Regions from separate parts of the Homo sapiens genome. Here region 1 is linked to region 2. Evidence: read pairs that join two places in POLR2A ChIA-PET (ENCODE). Cell type or tissue: Panc1. All regions are shown on one strand. Links, peaks and the distances in the headings refer to the core of each region. The heading gives the core; the rest is flanking DNA. Region 1 overlaps LTO1 (LTO1 maturation factor of ABCE1). Region 2 overlaps TPCN2 (two pore segment channel 2).

Region 1 (5,366 bases), core at 138-5,137, 600 kb after region 2:
CCTCCCACGGCCGAACCGGAACCCTCACCCTCCCAATGAACAACTGCCTTCCCAGCACCGTCTGGCCCTTCACCGCATTTCTAAACACGTCACACACACATCTGTTCCTCGACGTTCGGTCTCTGTTCATCCATCCTCCTCAAAATGAAAGTCCGGAACCTTCTGCACTAATTTTAAAGTCTGGCTGAACATTGAGTAACGAACAAAACTGAAAACACAAAAGAGATGGTATTTTTAATCTTGTGCATTTTTACTGAAAAATGAGAAGATAACTCTATCTCTAGCTATAGCTTTTCCTGTCTATGTGGCCAGCCCATAAATGAGTTCTAACTCCTTTTCTCTGGACTGTCTTCAGTTTTCCTGCACTGCGACTCAAGGATGAGGCGCCTCTACGGACAGTTCCGCGGCGCACGCAGCCCCAGGCCATTGCCGCAGCGGCCCCGGGAGTGCGCTGCCCCGCCTGGGAAAGGCGCAATCAGGTGCTCCTAGCAGGAGGAAACACACAGTGCACGCACCTGTTTAAATTTTCCTCTGATCTTGTCTAAGTCTTCATGGAGTTTATCGTAAGTAGGGTCATCATAAGGGAATTTCTGGATCATTCCAATCAATGATTCTAAGACCTTCATCTTTCTGCTGTAAAGCACAGAAATACAGACTCTCAGTCATGTGCACACAACAGGCTCAACTTACACAACAGCTATGCTGCTGGCTTCCTGAAACCCAGCAGGTGCGCTAAGAATGCCTTCGTTCAAAAGCTGGATGATTATTTTCTCATTACACGAAATCATATTTATTTACCTAGCAACGAGCTTAGGCCCATACCCAGTGCCTCGACAGCAAGTGTGTGCCTAGCTTACAGACACGCCTCCATTCCGACCACGGGGCCAAGGGGCTGAGGCAGCCAGAAGCCCTGCTGACTCTCGAGGTCACACATGCAGAAACAGACAGAACTGGGCAAGAGGGACTGGGGCTGGGCACGAGCAGGCCTGCTCTGGGTCTGGGGATTTTCCAGGATCTGGATTCTTTGTGCTCAAAGCCTTCCAAAGTTCAGCTGCAGGTAAACCAGCAAACCCCTCCCTCCAAAGGCGGAAATCAGTACTGTCCCCTCCCCAGGGAGGAAACAGCTTTGCTGGGGAGGCAAGGAGGTTCTGCAGAAAGGCTGTGCACTCAGGAGACAGCAGCCCTGGGCATGACATCTCCCCAACACCTCTCTACCTGCTTTCAACCCTGCTGGCCTCATCTGTAAAATGGGGGGCATCCCAGCCTCCAGATGGTGAGAAATTAATTTCTGTTTTGTTTTTTTTTTTTTAATGGGGAGAGTAACAGCAACCTCACAGACTTTCAAGAGGATTAAATAACTGACATGGGCCGGGCTCGGTGGCTCACGCCTGTAATCCCAGCACTTTGGGAGGCCGAGGAGGGTGGATCACCTGAGGTCAGGAGTTCGAGACCAGCCTGACCAATATGGTGAAACCCTGTCTCCACTAAAAATACAAAAATTAGATGGGCGTGATAGTGTGTGCCTGTAGTCCCAGCTACTCGGGAGGCTGAGACAGGAGAATTGCTGGAACCTGGGAGGTGGAGGTTGCAGTGAGCTAAGATTGTGCCACTGCACTCCAGCCTAGGGGACAGAGTGAGAATCCGTCTCAAAAAAAAAAAAAAAAAAAATTGACATGAAGCTTGGACTCCAGCACAGAGTAGGTGCTCAATAAATGTTAGTCTCTTGGTCTCTTGGTTTCCTCTGGATCCTAGAGATCAGGGCTCTCACCTGCAGGGGTTTAAAAATAATCCACACATGTGTACATCTCGTGGGGCCAGGTCTTTTCAATGAACCACAGGTGGTCCTGAGAAGCATGCTGCCTCTATGCCGCATTGGACCATGTGAGTGGCCAGAGTAGGCAAGATACTCGATTAACGGGCATTTTAAAGAACTGACAGTTAGGATGAATCAACAGCAATTCAAAGCAACCAAGACCTCCTGTGTACTTGCAAACAGCTGGTGCTCCTGGATACAGAGAAGAGCAAGTTTGCCAGCAGCATCCAGTTTACAAGAGCTAACCATGGCTACCTCTCTGAGAAAATACAAAACTGTGAAAGGTCAAAGCAAGTCAGTTTTAGCAACAAAGCACCTGGTTTCCAGGGAAACCAAAGGGAGATGCCAAAACGTGGGAGGTGGCTGTATGCTAACCCGATGCAGAGGACCACGCACTTTCCACTTGGCAAGCGGTTACTTTTCTGGTCAGCGATGCTGCTCAGACACACCCAGCCGGGCGCACCATCAGAGGCGGCACACGTCAGGCAGGTGTGAGCAGCTCAGGGCTAATGAAAGAAAAGTGATGGTGCCAGAGCCCCCGTGCTCAGCCCCGGTGCGCGCTGGTCTGCAGGAGGGTTTCACCAGACTGCTGAAGCCGGGGACAGAAGTGTCACGCAGTTTACCGGAAAGCTAGTTACTCAACGGAAAGCACCATCTTTTGGCCTGAGATGCCGCTCTCCGTGGTTTCTTTGGTGTTACAATGCCCAGCATTTTGCTGAATGACAATGCGGTGGCAGGTGTTTTTCTCTTAACATCCTTATTTGGAAAAATTTACAGGTAAAACATGCAATATCAGCCCTTCACCATTTAAAAAAAAACAAAAAACAAAAAAAAAAACCTGACATGTAAGATCTAAACATCCATGAACCACTGCTCTACAATAAAGCCTTAGGTTCCAAAGAGACCTCTGGGTACTACTGGATGGGATGAGGGCGGCTGCGAGGGGGGTCTGGCAGGGCTTCCACCAGCCCCTCGTCAACCAAAGCGGTTCTTCTCTGTTAGCTAGACTGAGTGTGCTGCTTTCAGACGTCAGCAAACCCCTGCTCTGGGGTAAGGGCTGGCAACCTCCTGGGATGGGACCACTGGCACACAGCGGAGCACTTCTCCAGGAGCCGGCAGATTCTGCCGCTGTGGGAGAAGGGAGACAGGCGGAGAACTCCAAGAACACACATCCTTTTGTGGCCTGGAGTTGAGAGCCAGGCTCAGCTTTGACTGCCACCTAGTGGTAGCACAGGCTGCCAACAGCGATTCCCCTGGGATCCCCAGCTGCCGGCCGCTGCCTGAGAACCAGGAGGAAAATGTCCTCAAGTGCCCCTCTGCTAACCCAGAATCCCATCGACTCCCAACTGCTGGTACAAACGGAGCAGAAAGAACTACCCGTATCAGTTGCAAGCATCCTCATTCTTAAACATTTGAATATTCAAGATATTCAAGGTATTTCTAGAAATTCAAGATATTTCAAATAAAAGCACAAGTCACGTAGTCAGGGAGAGAGTTACCCACTCTCCTTGTGCCCCTCCCACGCTAGGCAAGGCCACCAGGTGTCAGAATGACGCAGAGCACCAGCTCAGGTCCCGCGCTTGCTGCTGCCCATGAACAGCAGAGTATCCAAACCATCTCAAGGGTTCATTTCCAGCTTCAGAATGAAGATAGATAAAGCAGGGTCACATGGGGCTTCAGTAAGTACAATGCAGGAAGAAGAGTTTTTGTTTGTTTGTTTGTTTTTGAGAAGGAGTTTTGCTCTGTCGCCCAGGCTGGAGCGCAGTGGCATTATCTCAGCTCACTGCAACCTCTGCCTCCTGGGTTCAGGCAATTCTTCAACCTCAGCCTCCCGAGTAGCTGGCACTACAGACACATGGCACCACGCCCGGCTAATTTTTGTATTTTTAGTAGAGACAGGGTTTCACCATATTGGCCAGGCTGGTCTCGAACTCTTGATCTCGTGATCTGCCCGCCTCGGCCTCCCAAAGTGCTGGGATTATAGGAGTGAGCCACTGCGCCCGGCCGAGAAGAGTTTTTAAAGGCTAAAAACAATTCAAATGACAGCTAACACTTACTGAGTGTTGACAAGTTCCAGAAAGGAGTTAAACACATTTAAAGGCATTTTCTTGTTAACAGACTTAGTTGGCTACATTAAAAAACTGATGACACTGGTGTCCTCATCTCTGAGCCCAAGTGATACAAAACTGTTATAATTTGTTTATTAGAAGCTCAGGGGAAAGGTGAATGAGAAAATACAATCAATGTCAACATTATTTTATTGGTAGGGTATCTAAAAGCCACATGGTGCACTAATGACTCCAGGTAAAAGGCAGGAGCATAGAACTCTTGAGAAGCAACAACAGCCAGTGTTCACCAAACACCTAAAATGTGCCTGGCACTTTCTATTTAGTATTTCCGTTAAATCTCCTAACAACACTCAAGCTTGACACTGATAATTTTCTCCATTTTACAGATGAGGAACAGACAGATTGATTACTCAAGGGCATGCTGGTAACCCATGGAACTAGAACTCCTGGTTCCTACGCTGAGAAAGAAAGACATCTCCACCTTTACCTGTCCTTCTCAGTGGTGCAACTGTGCAGTAGACATTTCCATGCAAAAGCAAAACCTTGGTAGCACCCGATCTGTGAATGTGAAAAATATTTAAGAGTGAAATTAATAAGCAACTAGCTACACTTTCATTACCAAGATCTCAAAACAAAAGGTGGGGGCAGAAGGCAGCGGTGCTTCTCACACTATTGTTCTGGAAGCACCTGTTGAGCATTAGGCAATGGAAATTAGGAAATTAGGTCATCGGTGGGGCAGCCAGCCTCCCAGATGCCCCAGTCCTCATCTCCTGGTACCCATGCCCTGTGCAGGTCCCTCGACACTCCACCAGGGTGGCTTTCGTAACCAACAGAATGTGGAGGAACAGCACAAAGCTCCTGAGTCTAGGGATAAAAGCCAGTGTCACTTGCCTCACCAGCTCTCTTGGACCACTCGCTCTTGAATGTCACGAGGACACACAAGCAGCCCCATGGAGACGTCCATGCCCACAGTCAGGTGACAGCACCACCTTGGAGGCAGATCCTCCAAGCCCAGTCAAGCCTTCAGGTGACACGGCTCTGGCTGACACCCTGAGCCAGGACCACCCAGCAAAGCTGCTCCTGAGTTCCCAACCCTCAGAAACATGTGAGATCATCCATATTTGCTGTGTTAAGCCCATGAATTTTGTGGTGATCTGTTTCACAGCATCGAACATCCAATATAGTCATAACTGCCTCAACTCAGACTTTGCCACTAAGGGCCACTTATCTGTAAGGGCCAATCTAGGACAAAGGGCAAGAAGAGAAAAAAAAAAATCATAAAGTTAATGAAATTTCAACGTAAACATAAATGGAATATGTTCACATGACAGAGGGCACCCATTCTTTGGCTTAGTACATGAGCCAGCACCATGACACTCCCAAGTAAACTAAGGAGACCAGGGACTTGTTTTCTTTTATCCAGCATGCATAATTTAATTGTATCTACCTACAGCAAAATGCACTCTTGGTTCTGTACTAAGAAT
Region 2 (5,366 bases), core at 275-5,274:
GCCTTAGAACCCAGTGGGAGTTTCTGAGGCCTTTTTTTCGATAAGTGGAGAAGAAAGGGTGACATTTTCCTTCCTCCCCTTCTTTTCCTATCTCTTCTTTTTTTGTCTTGGTTTTCTTCTCCCTCTCTCTTGTCCCTTCTCTTTCCTTCTTTCCTTTTCTGTCTCATTCCTTTGCTTTCTCACTCCCTCCTCCCTTTTTCTTTTCATCTCCTCTTCCTCCTTGTCTACTCACTCCTCTGAGAAGCTGAAAGTGGCTGGTGTTCTTCATAGGGCGATGATGGCAGTGGTCAGAGGGGTCTCCTGGTGCCGTCCTGCTGGAGCTCCACACATCCACGCTGCGGTTGCTGCCGAGGTTCAGCTGTGGGAGCCACTGGGCAGCAGCATGTGAGGGCCAAGGGTCTTACTGGCCACGACGCTCACCCTGTGTGATGCTCATGGGGCCTCCACTGCTCAGGTGCAGGTGTGGCCAGGATGGAGGCCACGGTCCTGGGCTTGGCTGTGGCCCAGCCACCCTGGCTGGTGCCTTTCATCTTGCGGACCCTGAGTGCTGTCTCTTGTGTCCTCTGAGTCCTAGGAAGTGACCGCAGTGGGAGCAGGACCGTCTGAGTCCTAGGAAGTGACCGCACTGGGAGCAGGGCCGTCTGAGTCCTAGGAAGTGACCGCACTGGGAGCAGGACCGTCTGAGTCCTAGGAAGTGACCGCAGTGGGAGCAGGACCGTCTGAGTCCTAGGAAGTGACCGCACTGGGAGCAGGACCGTCTGAGTCCTAGGAAGTGACCGCAGTGGGAGCAGGACCGTCTGAGTCCTAGGAAGTGACCGCAGTGGGAGCAGGACCGTCTGAGTCCTAGGAAGTGACCGCACTGGGAGCAGGACCGTCTGAGTCCTAGGAAGTGACCGCAGTGGGAGCAGGACCGTCTGAGTCCTAGGAAGTGACCGCAGTGGGAGCAGGACCGTCTGAGTCCTAGGAAGTGACCGCAGTGGGAACAGGACCGTCTGAGTCCTAGGAAGTGACCGCAGTGGGAGCAGGACCGTCTGAGTCCTAGGAAGTGACCGCAGTGGGAGCAGGACCGTCTGAGTCCTAGGAAGTGACCACAGGGGGAGCAGGACCGTCTGAGTCCTAGGAAGTGACCGCAGTGGGAGCAGGACCGTCTGAGTCCTAGGAAGTGACCGCACTGGGAGCAGGACCGTCTGAGTCCTAGGAAGTGACCGCACTGGGAGCAGGACCGTCTGAGTCCTAGGAAGTGACCGCACTGGGAGCAGGACCGTCTGAGTCCTAGGAAGTTACCGCACTGGGAGCAGGACTGTCTGAGTCCTAGGAAGTGACCGCAGTGGGAGCAGGACTGTCTGAGTCCTAGGAAGTGACCGCAGTGGGAGCAGGACTGTCTGAGTCCTAGGAAGTGACCACAGGGGGAGCAGGACTATCTGAGTCCTAGGAAGTGACCGCAGTGGGAGCAGGACTGTCTGAGTCCTAGGAAGTGACCGCAGTGGGAGCAGGACTGTCTGAGTCCTAGCAAGTGACACAGGGGGAGCAGGACCGTCTGAGTCCTAGGAAGTGACCGCAGTGGGAGCAGGACCGTCTGAGTCCTAGGAAGTGACCGCACTGGGAGCAGGACCGTCTGAGTCCTAGGAAGTGACCGCAGTGGGAGCAGGACCATCTGAGTCCTAGGAAGTTACCGCAGTGGGAGCAGGGCCGTCTGAGTCCTAGGAAGTGACCGCAGTGGGAGCAGGACCGTCTGAGTCCTAGGAAGTGACCGCAGTGGGAGCAGGACCGTCTGAGTCCTAGGAAGTGACCGCACTGGGAGCAGGACCGTCTGAGTCCTAGGAAGTTACCGCAGTGGGAGCAGGACCGTCTGAGTCCTAGGAAGTGACCGCACTGGGAGCAGGACCGTCTGAGTCCTAGGAAGTGACCGCACTGGGAGCAGGACCGTCTGAGTCCTAGGAAGTGACCGCAGTGGGAGCAGGACCGTCTGAGTCCTAGGAAGTGACCGCAGTGGGAGCAGGACCGTCTGAGTCCTAGGAAGTGACCGCACTGGGAGCAGGACCGTCTGAGTCCTAGGAAGTGACCGCACTGGGAGCAGGACCGTCTGAGTCCTAGGAAGTGACCGCACTGGGAGCAGGACCGTCTGAGTCCTAGGAAGTGACTGCAGGGGGAGCAGGACTGACTGTGGGGAGGGCTGCAGGGAGGTTTCAGCTCTGTGTGCAGAGGGACATCCTTGATAGGTAGGGAGTTCCCCGTCCTGGAGGGTGTGCGAGCAGAGGCAAGAGATCGAATTTGGACAGGAAGGCCTTTCAGCCCTCCCAGGAGACCTCCTTTCTTTTTTTTCCTTTTCTTTCTTTTTTTCTTTCTTTCTTTTTTTTTTTTGTTTGAGATGGTGCCATGCTCTGTCACCCAGACTGGAGTGCAGTGGTGCAGTCTCGGTTCACTGCAACCTCCACCTCCCAGGTTCAAGTGATTCTCCTGCCTCAGCCTCCCGAGTAGCTGGGTTTACAGGCATGAGCCACCACACCTGGCTAATTTTTGTATTTTTAGTAGAGATGGAGTTTTACTATGTTGGCCAGGCTGGTCTCGGAATTCCTGACCTCAAGTGATCCACCCGCCTCAGCCTCCCAAAGTGCTGGGATTACAGGCGTGAGCCACCACGCTCAGCAATGGAGACCTCCTTTCTATTGCAAAAGCAAATAGTGTAGCGTCAGGATGGGAGTGGGATCAGGTACTGAGGTTGTCAGTTTCTGTTATTTCTTTTTTCTTTTAGTGATGATTCCTGCGTATTCCAAGAACCGGGCCTATGCCATCTTCTTCATAGTCTTCACTGTGATAGGTGAGTGCAGGTAACGTGGCCAGCATTTTGTGACAGGATCCCGAGAGCTCAGGGACCGATACACCCTGCTGCCTCCACGACCTGAAACTTCACATCCGTGTTTTTCACTCCAGAGATCACCCCAGGGATCCCCTGCCAACAGCTTTTAACCCCAGAGATCCCCCACCAACAGCTTCACCCGAGGGATCCCCCACCCCACGGCTTCACCCCAGGGATCTCCCGCCAACAGGTTCACCCCAGGGATCCCCCACCAACAGCTTCACCCCAGAGATCCCCCACCAACAGCTTCACCCGAGGGATCCCCCACCAACAGCTTCACCCCAGGGATCTCCCACCAGCAGCTTCACCCCAGGGATCCCTCACCAACAGCTTCACCCCAGGGATCCCCCACCAACAGCTTCACCCCAGGGATCCCTCACCAACAGCTTCACCCCAGGGATCCCCCACCCCACGGCTTCACCCCAGGGATCCCCCGCCAACAGGTTCACCCCAGGGATCCCCCACCAACAGCTTCACCCCGGGGATCCCCCACCAACAGCTTCACCCCAGGGATCCCCCACCAACAGCTTCACCCCAGGGATCCCCCATGCCACGGCTTCACCCCAGGGATCCCCCACCAACAGCTTCACCCCAGGGATCCCCCACCAACAGCTTCACCCCAGGGATCCCCCACCCCACACTTTCTGTTCTGTCCCCACCATTGACCTCGTCATCCTCCCACCTGTGACTGCGCTGGCCAGGCCATGTTTCCATTTGATAGGGGACGCCCCCGGCGCTGTGCTATCCTGTGCCGGCCACCCTTGCGTTGGTTTTGCTGCTGTACTGGTGGCGCCCCTGACCGTGGCTGTCTCCTCTTGAAGGAAGCCTGTTTCTGATGAACCTGCTGACAGCCATCATCTACAGTCAGTTCCGGGGCTACCTGATGGTGAGCGAGCTCCCCAATGCTGGCTGTGCCTGGAGCTGCCGGGAGGCCAAGCAGGGTGTGGCTTGAGATGAGCAGCTGGGTGACCCTTGCTGGCCAGGCCCCTGGTGGGACGGGAGGGCAGGGTTGCCACCTCTTGTGGATCAGCCGGGGATGCACATGTGTTGTTGCTCTAGCCACTGCCAGAGATGGCAACTCCCAGGACAGCAGACCCTAAACCCTCTTGAGGGGGAGCTGGGGGCGCCCCCAACACACAGAGGAGAAACGCGGCCCAGCATATTGCGCAGCACGCCCGTCAGACTCCTTCCTGTGCGGCCTGTCCCGGGAGTCTGACCAATCCTCTCATTCCTGGGGGGTGAGGGGCTGCCCCCAGGCTGTGGGGAACTGGGCCCCCCCCCAAGGCTGCCCAGACTCCCCCTCTGCCTGTTCCCCAGGGGAGGGAAGGGTCGGGGGTTCTGAGCTGGGGGAGGGCTGATCCTGCCGTTCATAGCCTTCCTCTTTGCAGAAATCTCTCCAGACCTCGCTGTTTCGGAGGCGGCTGGGAACCCGGGCTGCCTTTGAAGTCCTATCCTCCATGGTGGGGGAGGGAGGAGCCTTCCCTCAGGCGTGAGTGCTGGGCATGGACCCTCTTCTCCCTGAGGGTGGGTGCTGTGGCTGCTGGGCAGGGGCCGGGTGTTCATTAGGGGCTTCTTGTGCTTGGCCTGTGCCTCGCCCCTGCTGGCTGGCACCCGACTCATGGAAACCACCATGTCCCTGGCGCTCTGTGGTTCCCGGCGTCCTTGTCCTGAGTCCATGCCTTTGTCTTCGTGCCCCCCGGGGACCCTGGGCTGGTGAAGGGCCGAGTGGCCCGGCCTTCTTGTCCCCCTTTGTGCTCTTCTACCCTTCTGTGCTGACTTAGGCAGCAGAGCCAGAGGTGCGTGGGCCAGGTGTCCACACCACCATCCTGCTTGGAAATGAGGGCAGAGAGCTTGAGGGACATTGCAGTGGAAAGTTCTGGTCCTGACTGCTCATAGTGGTGAAGTCAGTTTGCGCCTTCTCGGGGGGACGGCAGTGGCAGGATGCTCGTTACAGGGGCTCTTGGTGTGGCTCAAGCTGCAAAGTGGCTTCATGGCAAAGCTCAAGCCAGACGCCAGGGCAGGAGGACCCAGGCCAGGGTTCCAAGGGAGCCGAGCTGGCTGTGCTCACCGGGCTGTGGGTTTTTCCCTGCAGAGTTGGGGTGAAGCCCCAGAACTTGCTGCAGGTGCTTCAGAAGGTCCAGCTGGACAGCTCCCACAAACAGGCCATGATGGAGGTACCCGCCCCCTGCTCCCAGCCTCCTCTGGGCTCCTCCCGGGAGGTCACTTGGGCCAGCAGCCCCTTTTCAGGACTAGGGGTGTGGCTTCAGGTCACCTGCAGCATTCACAGCCCGTCAGGGTGGGGTTGGGGCTGGGGGCGCTCACCTTCGAGGGCGCTCACCTTCCCGTGCGCCCCTGCTGACCTGTGCTCCTTCCTGTGCAGAAGGTGCGTTCCTATGGCAGTGTTCTGCTCTCAGCTGAGGAGTTTCAGAAGCTCTTCAACGAGCTTGACAGAAGTGTGGTTAAAGAGGTAACTGGGGCCACAGCCGCCCAGGGTGGATAGTGGGGGCCT

The links. ChIA-PET counts read pairs that join two places held together with the same protein. Peaks named below come from ENCODE experiments on the same cell type or tissue, not always from the same donor. Only the 100,000 strongest peaks of a DNase experiment are listed, where the experiment ranks them.
Region 1: POLR2A ChIA-PET joins it to region 2 with 5 read pairs; 2 of 35 experiments call an interaction of 5 or more read pairs at or near these places.

Annotation. Positions count from the first base shown.
Region 1 is chr11:69,667,380-69,672,745 of GRCh38, forward strand. LTO1 (LTO1 maturation factor of ABCE1) reads right to left here. Exons shown (of 5, transcript NM_153451.3): 3 at 4,370-4,440; 4 at 516-633; 5 at 1-208. The coding sequence ends at 140. Among named protein-coding and RNA genes, the nearest start is that of LTO1, 5.3 kb to the right of the region's middle. In Panc1, for the core only: a CTCF peak has its summit at 3,032 (motif pointing left); a DNase peak (open chromatin) is centred at 3,062; H3K27ac peaks cover 270 bases.
Region 2 is chr11:69,067,678-69,073,043 of GRCh38, forward strand. It overlaps TPCN2 (two pore segment channel 2), which reads left to right. Exons shown (of 25, transcript NM_139075.4): 9 at 2,753-2,818; 10 at 3,679-3,743; 11 at 4,246-4,346; 12 at 4,950-5,031; 13 at 5,238-5,324. Among named protein-coding and RNA genes, the nearest start is that of MIR3164, 13 kb to the right of the region's middle. In Panc1, for the core only: no CTCF peak of the experiment used is centred there; no DNase peak of the experiment used is centred there.